Regions from separate parts of the Homo sapiens genome. Here region 2 is linked to region 1. The links are chromatin contacts, found by Hi-C in ENCODE. All regions are on one chromosome and are shown on one strand. Each heading gives the region's core, a stretch centred on a gene start or an enhancer-like site at or near the end of the contact. The rest is flanking DNA. Distances are from core to core; before and after follow the strand shown.

The links. Hi-C counts contacts between places; a loop is a spot of excess contacts on that map. Pooled maps may share reads with other maps.
Region 2: a loop to region 1 is called in a map with no recorded cell type, with 7 times the contacts of the local background. The contact joins two enhancer-like sites. A Hi-C loop is called at or near these places in 3 of 37 single-sample maps with no recorded cell type and 3 of 50 pooled maps.

Annotation. Positions count from the first base shown.
Region 1 is chr7:30,792,881-30,797,239 of GRCh38, reverse strand. All of the region lies in intron 5 of MINDY4 (MINDY lysine 48 deubiquitinase 4), which reads right to left. The region is part of intron 7 of INMT-MINDY4 (INMT-MINDY4 readthrough (NMD candidate)); the gene reads right to left. Among named protein-coding and RNA genes, the nearest start is that of MINDY4, 24 kb to the right of the region's middle. Within about 2 kb of position 1,924, at least 7 of the 41 ENCODE cell types and tissues checked have a DNase peak (open chromatin) inside an H3K27ac peak, as active enhancers do.
Region 2 is chr7:31,888,181-31,892,539 of GRCh38, reverse strand. The region is part of intron 2 of PDE1C (phosphodiesterase 1C); the gene reads left to right. Among named protein-coding and RNA genes, the nearest start is that of PDE1C, 180 kb to the left of the region's middle. Within about 2 kb of position 2,064, at least 2 of the 41 ENCODE cell types and tissues checked have a DNase peak (open chromatin) inside an H3K27ac peak, as active enhancers do.

The DNA of each region.
Region 1 (4,359 bases), core at 675-3,174:
CAATCTGCTTTGTTCACAGCTGACTGGCTGGTGGGTCTGGCACACAGTAGGCCATCGCAGGTGGTGTGCTGGTAAATGTTAACAACTGGCTCTCCAGGGATGGGGACCTTGATTTGCTGCATTTGCCAATCTCCATGGTATAAATATTCTAAACATGACCAATTCCAAGCTACCAATGTGATGTCACTGAATGCAAAGTTAAGAAGGGGCACTAAAAATCAGCATTCGAAGCCAGTACAAGCCATCTTTAACATACTGCTGGTCCTTGCTAAATAGTTGTTGAATAAATTAACTGAATAAATGAGTATGTCTGTGAATTGACAGGGTCTTTTTTTTTTTTTTGAGGGTATGACTCCAGGAATTCAGAGTCTGAAATCAAGTCTACCCAAAACCAAAGGATCTGTAACATGAAGAGCAAGACATCATATGTTGGTTAGTGACATCTGTGATGGAGGCTTTAAGTGAATACAGGAGGAGCATGCCTATTTAAAAAGAAAGCTTTAAACATTAACTACAAGGGAAAACAGAGTTTATGAAAATAACTTTGCTACACCTGCAAAAGCTCAAGTGAGTCATTTCCTTTCTGTTCTCTGGGGCTCTATTTTCCCCGCCTGCCAAATAAAGGGTTTGGATTCTAAGGATCTTTCCAGCACTGACAGTCTATGAAGTTAAGAATGTAAACAAGTCCTAAAGATGCATGTATTCCACCCTGCTTTTTAAAATGCTTAATTTAAAATCTTTTTTAAAAGTCTAAATTAGACTTCAATTGCATGGACTATATCATACTTCAAGGCTGTATTCTGGGAAGATACTCACTTTCTCCAGGACAAAATCCATTTCATGAAATTAATGATGACCCTAAGCTCCATGGACTCACCACAGCAGGCCCCAAAGCTAGACATCCTCCCCTCACCTAAGCCTGCTGCTTCTGGGGATGGCATGGCTGTGGGTTTCCTGTTGCCTTTTCCACACAAGGTCCAGATAAAAAAGAGACAGATGTGACAGTGAGACAGGGGGAAATGTGAAAAACACAAAAAAATCTTTTGAGAGTGGTCAGAAGGGAGATTGAGAGAGTAGATGAATATTTTAAAAACCATAGTGAGACAAAAAAAAAAAAAGTACAGTGCTCCAACAAACAGCTGCCCTCTGTGGCAGGCATAAAAATGACCCCCTCCCTCAACTATGTCCACATCCTAATCCCAGACCCCCTGAATGTGTTCGGTTACATGGCAAGGGGGGATTAAGGTTGCAGATGAAATCAAGGTTGCTAATCAGCTGACCTTGAGATATGCTGAGTGTTCTGGATCAACCAGGTGGGTCCAAGGTAATCACAAAGGTCCTCAAAAGCAGAAGAGGGAGCAGGAAGGGGAAAAGCAGAAAGAAGGCAGCCTGAGCAGGATTCAGCCAACGTCACTGGCTTCAAAGGTGAAGGAAGGGAGCCAAGGAATTCAGGTGGCCTCTTAAACCTGGAAAAGGCAAAGAAACAGATTCTCCCCTAGAGGCTCCAGAAGGAATGCAGCCTGCTGACACCTGGATTGCAGACCAGTGAGACATCCTTCAGACCTCTGACCTCCAGAACCATCAATCTGTGTTTGTCCTCAAGCCACTAAGCTTATGGTAATGCTACACCAGCAACAGGAAACACATGCACCCCTCTATTTGCCTATACTGTCAGGTCATCTGGTCCCTGACCCTGATGGCCTGTGTGACCCTGGAGAGGTCTGTGCCCCTCTCTGGGCCTCAGAACCCTCATTTATACCATAGGCCTTCATATCTTGGTACCCCTGGATCCCACGGCTCCATGGTTGAAGCCATGTGACAGGGCACACATTTGCTCACCAGCCCTGACCCTTAGATGTCAGTGCTGTGGCAACTGCTGTGGGTTGAATTCCTAAGGGAGGATAAAACTCTTCTCAATTCATGACCACAGTTACACCCAGGTTTCTGAAGCTGACTGAGCAAGTAAGTGGCTGGAACTTGTGCAGCCTATGCCTACACCTATTGCTAGATGCCCAGCATGGTGTGTTTTGAGTTAATCTGCAGAAAGCCAACTGTAGGAGTGTCCATGTGGCCATCTGCAGGTCCAGAAACTCACTCTGAGGGGCCCTCAGACAAATGACAGGCCAGCACACCCCAACGGAGGGCTGTGAGCAACACAAGTGAGGTGCCTCCAAAGAACCCACCTTCACAAAGTGCCCCTGAGGAGCCAAGAGGCTTGGAAGACCTAGCCCTGGGGGGTTGTAAGTAAAAATTTCCTCTCCCATGCTCCGTACTACATCTGAAGTTTCCTGAGGGTCTACTCAGGTCAGGTGTGTGGGTGACAGCAAGAGCCACAAATGTGTAGAGAAAGGCCCCCGCCCGCAACACAGCACTCTAGCGAGAGGGAGAGAGAGACGAGGGTTAGAGGACTGCCCAGTCAGGGCCAGAGTCCCCATGGTTCTGAGTGATGGTGAGAGGAACCCAACAAGGGCAGCCCTGACAAGCCAGCGACAAGTGACAGGTGGCCCCAAACAGCCACAACCCCCACAATGGGAGTCCAGGTGACATATTTTCCAAGCATCTCTTGATATCAAAGGGCACAGAAGAAAAACAAAAAATAAACCAGAAAATAGTCCCTTCAGCTCCCGGAGTCAGATCTGAGGAGTGTCAGAGTTAGGAGGGCCTGACTGCACAGATACTCACACCGCCTAACATCTCAGCAGGTTGCATCCTCCACCTGCCCCCTAACCCCACCTGTGCCCCTAGGTGTGACTTCCATGGATTTTCCTGAACCTGATGTTTGGAGGCCCAAAAAGGGCCCCAAGTAGCTCCCTCTCCTCCAGCTTCCTTAGGACAGAGCGGTGGAGCTGGCTCTGTGCATATGGCCAGCTCTGATGCCATCTCACTGCACTTTCCCACGCTTTAGAAGAATTATATGTGCACATGTGTGTCTCCCCTTGAAGAACTCACAGGACCTGGTACACACTAGGACTGAGACCCATGTTTACCAAACTGAATTAAACAAAAAACAAGGGGAAGGGGGCACTGATGGAGGGGAGTTGGGAAGGGCAGGGGATGCAGATATATTTACCATTGGGATTACTTTGGCCCTGGTTTCAAATCAAGAGCACTGTGTAGAGTTGTGTAGTATGTGCACTACACAAAGACGCCTCGCTGAGGCAGTGAGAGAGAGCTGAAATCCAGCCCATATTCCATTTGCCAGTCTGTGTGCCCTTGGATCTGCACCCACCCAGAACCTTGTCAGGTTCCTTGGATTCTCTGTGCCTCAGTTTCCTCATCTGTGAAATGGGGATAATAATTGCTGGGTTGAAGGATGCTTTTTCTCAACTCCCAGTGTTTTCTAGAAGTTTGAAGAAGGCTCTGCTGGTCTGGCCCACCTGGCCATTCTTCCCCTCTTTAATCACTCCACCCTAACGGAGGAAGTGTGAATTATATGACTGATAAATTCCATAAAAAATAAAAGGCATTTAGGCTCAGCTTTACCCTTTTTCCTCTTAGAAGTGGGCTGCTCTTCCACGGGCAGCCCCTCCCCACCATGTATTATATGAGAATACCTGCCCTGGGCCCACGATGGGAGGCTGGCTTGAGCCCAGGAGTTCACAACCAGCCTGGGCAACATAACAAAACCCCGTCTCTACAAAAAATACAAAATATTAGCCAGGTGTGTGGAAATAAGTGCATCTGTGGTCCCACGTACTTAGGAAGCTAAGGTGGGAGGATTGCCTGAGCGTGGAAGGTCAAGGCTGCAGTGAGTTGTGATTGCGCCACTGTGCTCCATCCTAGGTGACAGAATGAGACCCTGTCTCCAAAAAAAAAAAAGCAAACCAAAGACATTTCCAAATAAAAACTAGAAAAAAAAATTTAACATACCTGCTAAAAAAAAATACTAAAGGAAGTTATTCGAGTAAAAAGAAAATATAAATGCCATAATTATTCCAACTAGAATAAAAAATTATCGACTGGATTTAAAGTTCCAAATACATGCTGTTTATCAGAGATAGGCTTTAACTATATACTAGAAGGAAATCTCAGCAAATATCAAAGGATTGCAATCATAAAGAATAATACATATATAAACAATTAAATAAACAATATATATAATATATATATAAATATAAACAAAAAAAACCCTAAATGTATGAAATTAGTAGTACATGCCTAAATAACCCATGGGTTAAAAAAAAAAAAGAAACCACGATGGGAATTAGAAAATATATTAACTAAGTTATACGAATATGTAACGTATTAACTTACGGAATACAGACAAAACATTACTTACAGAGAAATTTGCAGCTTTAAAACATATTACAAAAGAAGAAGGCTGAGAATCAGTAAACTAGAAAATAATAGCAAATTAAA
Region 2 (4,359 bases), core at 815-3,314, 1.1 Mb before region 1:
TGAGAATGAACTGAAAAAGGAGAGGGAAGATGCAAATCGTGCTTCATATCTTAGAGTCCCAGGGGATCACTGCCAGTAGAGGTGTAATTAGTGAGCCTTTAGTAAAGTCACTGGGATTCTTTTTCTCTCACCGTTTTAGTGTGGTGACCATTTGCTAGCATCTGAGTTTCTTCAGTTGATCCTGAGAACCTCCATTTGTCTTTCCCAGGGTTTCCTCAAGGCATGAGTCTGGTTCTCACCAAGCTCCAAGCATCACTGATTATAGCCCTCACTGGATGCTCTCCAAAGTCATCAGACACAGTTAGTAGCTCACTGGTGAACATTTACCCCTAACTCTCTTACTGCTGCTGAGGCCAAGCCGAAGGATCTGGAGGACACTAAGTAGACCACTATTTAAGAACAGAGAGACACTTATAAAACCAGCTGGGGAAAGGACAACTATGTCCAGCCTTTTGTCATCAATATTCCATTGAGCTGGATAACTGTGTCCCACTTTTTAAAACTAAATGTTTAATTTTGAGATAATTGTAGAGTCACATTATTGTAAGAAATAATACAGAGGAATTCCCATGTACCCTTTACCCATTTTCTTCCAATGGAAACATTTTGAAAAACTACAGGACAATTTCACAACCCAAGATACTGATATTAGCATAATCTACCAATCTTATTCAGAGCCCTCCAGTTTTATTGTACTCACGTGTGTGTGTGTGTGTGTGTGTGTGTGTGTGTGTATGAATGCATTTGGTTCTGTGCAACATAATTGCAAGTGTAGGTTTGTACAACCACCACCACAGTCAAGGTATAGAATAGTTCACCAGTAGGTTCCCTTTGTTGCCCTTCTTACACGTGTCTCCCTCTTCCTCTCCCTTCTCTCCAATCCCTGTAAACCCCTAATCTTGTCCTCCATTTTAAGAATATTACATAAATGGAATCATATAGTATATAACCTTTTGGGATTGGCTTTCTTCACTCAACATAATTCCCATGAGAACTGTCTCATTTTTGTCAAAATGCTTGGGAGATTATCTGATAATTAGGATGATTACGTTTCTTAGTTTTAAAGGATTTTAAAGTTAGAAAGTATCTTTAATATACAACATTCCATTTGACTCTTTCAAAGGAGCAGAAAGTAAAGGTTTAAAGGAAAAAACAAGTATTGGTGATAGGATTGCATTTTCTAGGTGGGGCAGAGATTGGCTGGATCTCCACTAAAACCACCACCTCTTCCTCTTGAGCCTACCACAGGACTGTGTTTTCCAGCTTCTCTCTTGGAAAGACGTAGTTAGGTGACTATGGCTTCTGGACAATTGGAAGTGACCAGGAGCAATCAGTTCCAGTTCCAGTCTGGTTCATAAAAACCTCTCGCACATGTCCTTTTGCATCCCTTTTCCTTCTGTGACAATCTTGGAAACCCATGGTGAACTTAGAGGAGCCACAAGGTGGGACAGACAACCCCTATTTAGCTCTCCAGGATTTCTTGACATTTAGAGTTCTGAGTCACAGGAGGTGTGGGAGCAGCTACTGTGCGCCTGGAGGAAGTGGAGTGGAGGGAAACAATAGCAGACTCCAACAGTTCCTTTCCCATCATTTCCTCCCCAGTGTGGTGGGGCTGCCTCCTGTCCCAGACCAAGAAGATGCACTGTCTTCACACACACATTCAAAGCGGCAGCCTCAGGTCACCTTAGAGGTTTCTCACGGTTTTCTTTGAGGTTTTTTTCCTATAATTTTTCTTGAGTTAATCTTAAGAAAGGGAACTGTGCCAATTCAGCATCTTGTTAGCCATTATTTGAAGGTTTTTAATCTATGAATTAATTTATTTATTTCTGTTATTATAAAAGAAAAAAGAAGTAGAAATGAGAAAAATGTAACCTTAGGTTTATCTTACCAAAACTTATATTTGTAGTATGGTAGAATTCCTGTGATTTTGCTGGCTGAGGGAGCTTTAGCTCCTCTGGATAATCATACCAACATGATGCAATTGAGGTTGAATGAGGAACTAAATTCAGAAAAGGAAAGCAAAGGAGTCACGGGACCGGGTTGACTATGAAGACATGGAAAGATGTGTCTTGACGTGTCTAGGCATGGGTTGCAACCTTCCTAAATCTTCCTGCAAACTTGCTTCTCATTTCTGCTCAGCTTCCTGTTCTCATTAGTGCCATTCAAAGATGTTTTTAGTTCTTCTCATTTCTTTGGTCTATTAAGACAGATGTTGAAGTGGCATGTTTATCAGCAGGCAGAAGTGACAGTGATTCTTTCCACATGAATAGCTGCAAATGAACACTGGCTTCTGGAACTTACCTCTTGGTAGTCTGTCAGGATCTTAACTGCTTCCCTCTCCCCAGTCCCCAGCATGGCCTGGGGTGGATTCTGAATGATGCTCTGGGTTGTATTTTTCATTCTTTTTTATTTCTTCACCCAGAAGAACAAGTGGGTTTTCATAATAACATCCTTTCCCAATAAGGTCTGCTCGCCTACAAACTTTGGAGAGAGAATGTTTACCTTCACGAAAGATTTTCTTAGCATAATTTGGAATCTTACTCTAAAAAAAAATCCGCTATGTCCTTTTAACAAAATGTGTGAGTTGATTGGCAATAAAAACAGGGGATAAACTGGTTTTTAAGAAACACTTATTTATAAGGCCAAGAATGACTGTTAGGGAGCTCCTTTCTAAAGTACTGCATTTGATAAGAAGTGCAAAGGAACAAAGTCAATATTATTGCTCAAAATGGATTAAAACTTTAACCCTGAGTCGTAACACCTTCTAGAGTACCATAAGAATAGAAGGCTTCTTTTGGACTTGACAGTGCATTTTGGCTGGTGTTCCCATGCAGTGAGCTGACACACTCACTTTGGACACACAGTTGCCCACATACTCTCACACCCACAAACATATATCCCCAAAGGAGATTCACTCTGTAGAGCAGAACAAGGAGGAGACTGAGCATGCAGGGCTCCTCTGTGGCATAGCTTCACGAAAACCAAAGGAATGGAAATATTCATCAGAAAATCCATGGCAACCAAGACAGAGTATGCAGTGATGCCCTTGACTGGGTATCCAAAGAGTGGGTCCCTGCATGTGGAATGGAACAATCACATGTAGAATAGGATAGTTCAAAAACAACTTACATTGCCTGTTTTCTTTTTTCTTGTAGCATGTTTTCTTGTCCACTTATGTTGTGCTTATATGAATATAAAAATACATATGCACATCCTCACACATACCAGCTGGATGTTGAAAGGAAGAGAGTTGGAATAGTGAAGTGGTAGAGGGACATGGGACCAGAATTAAATGCTTTATAATAAGTCTTGATATGTAGGATAGTAACAACAGTTTTGTTGTTTTACCACATCAACTATATTTCATTCTTCACATTTCTAAGTAAATTTTAGAATCGGTTTCCACCAAATGACTTGTGGTGAATTTGTTTGTAATTTAATCTACAGGTGAATTTAGGGAGAATTCATATTTCTAAATGTTGAGTGTTAAAATTCATGAGCATGGATTCTTCTTCCATTATTTAGGTCATTTAAACTTCTCTCAATAATATCTTACCATTTTCCATGTAGATGATTTTATATATTTTGTAAGATTTATTCCTAGAAACTGTTTCGTTTTGATGTTTCTGTGAATGGTACCATTTTCTAATTGTTTATTGCTGTTTATCAAGTGGCATTGCTAAATTCACCTCTTAATTAGAATAACTTATTTGCTGCTTTTTAAAGATATTATTTTTTTCCAGTCCTATGTCTATTATTTCTTCTTTCTTTGTTGAACTGGTGAAGACTTCCCATACAATATTCAGTAGATCAATTACTCTGATACAATTCTGTATCATTATTCTGATACAGAATTATTAATAGTTTACCTTTTTCTTATGTCAATTTTGATAAATTAATATTTTATGGAATTTTAAAATTTCATCTAAATTTTTAAATGTATCTTCAGAAAGGAATTTATGATATCCTTTTACCTTTCTAAATGTCCACAGAATCTGTAGTAATAGTCTCTTTTTATCCTTGATATTGGTTATTTATATCATTTCTCTTTTTTCTTGATCAGTCTTGCTTGACCTATCCATTTTATTAAGCATTTCAAAGACCCAGGTTTTGGCTTTGCTAATTATTTCTGCTGTGAGTTTGTTGCTACTTAAGTTTTGGTTTTGTGCTTATTTTTTGCTATTGCCTACTGTCTTTGGAGTAACTTGTTCTTCTAACTTCTTGAGGTGCATAACGAGATCACTTATTTTTAGACTTCTCCTTTTCTTTTTTTTTTTTTTTTTTTTTTTTGAGACTGAGTCTCGCTCTGTCACCCAGGCTGGAGTGCAGTGGCACAATCTCGGCTCACTGCAAGCTCTG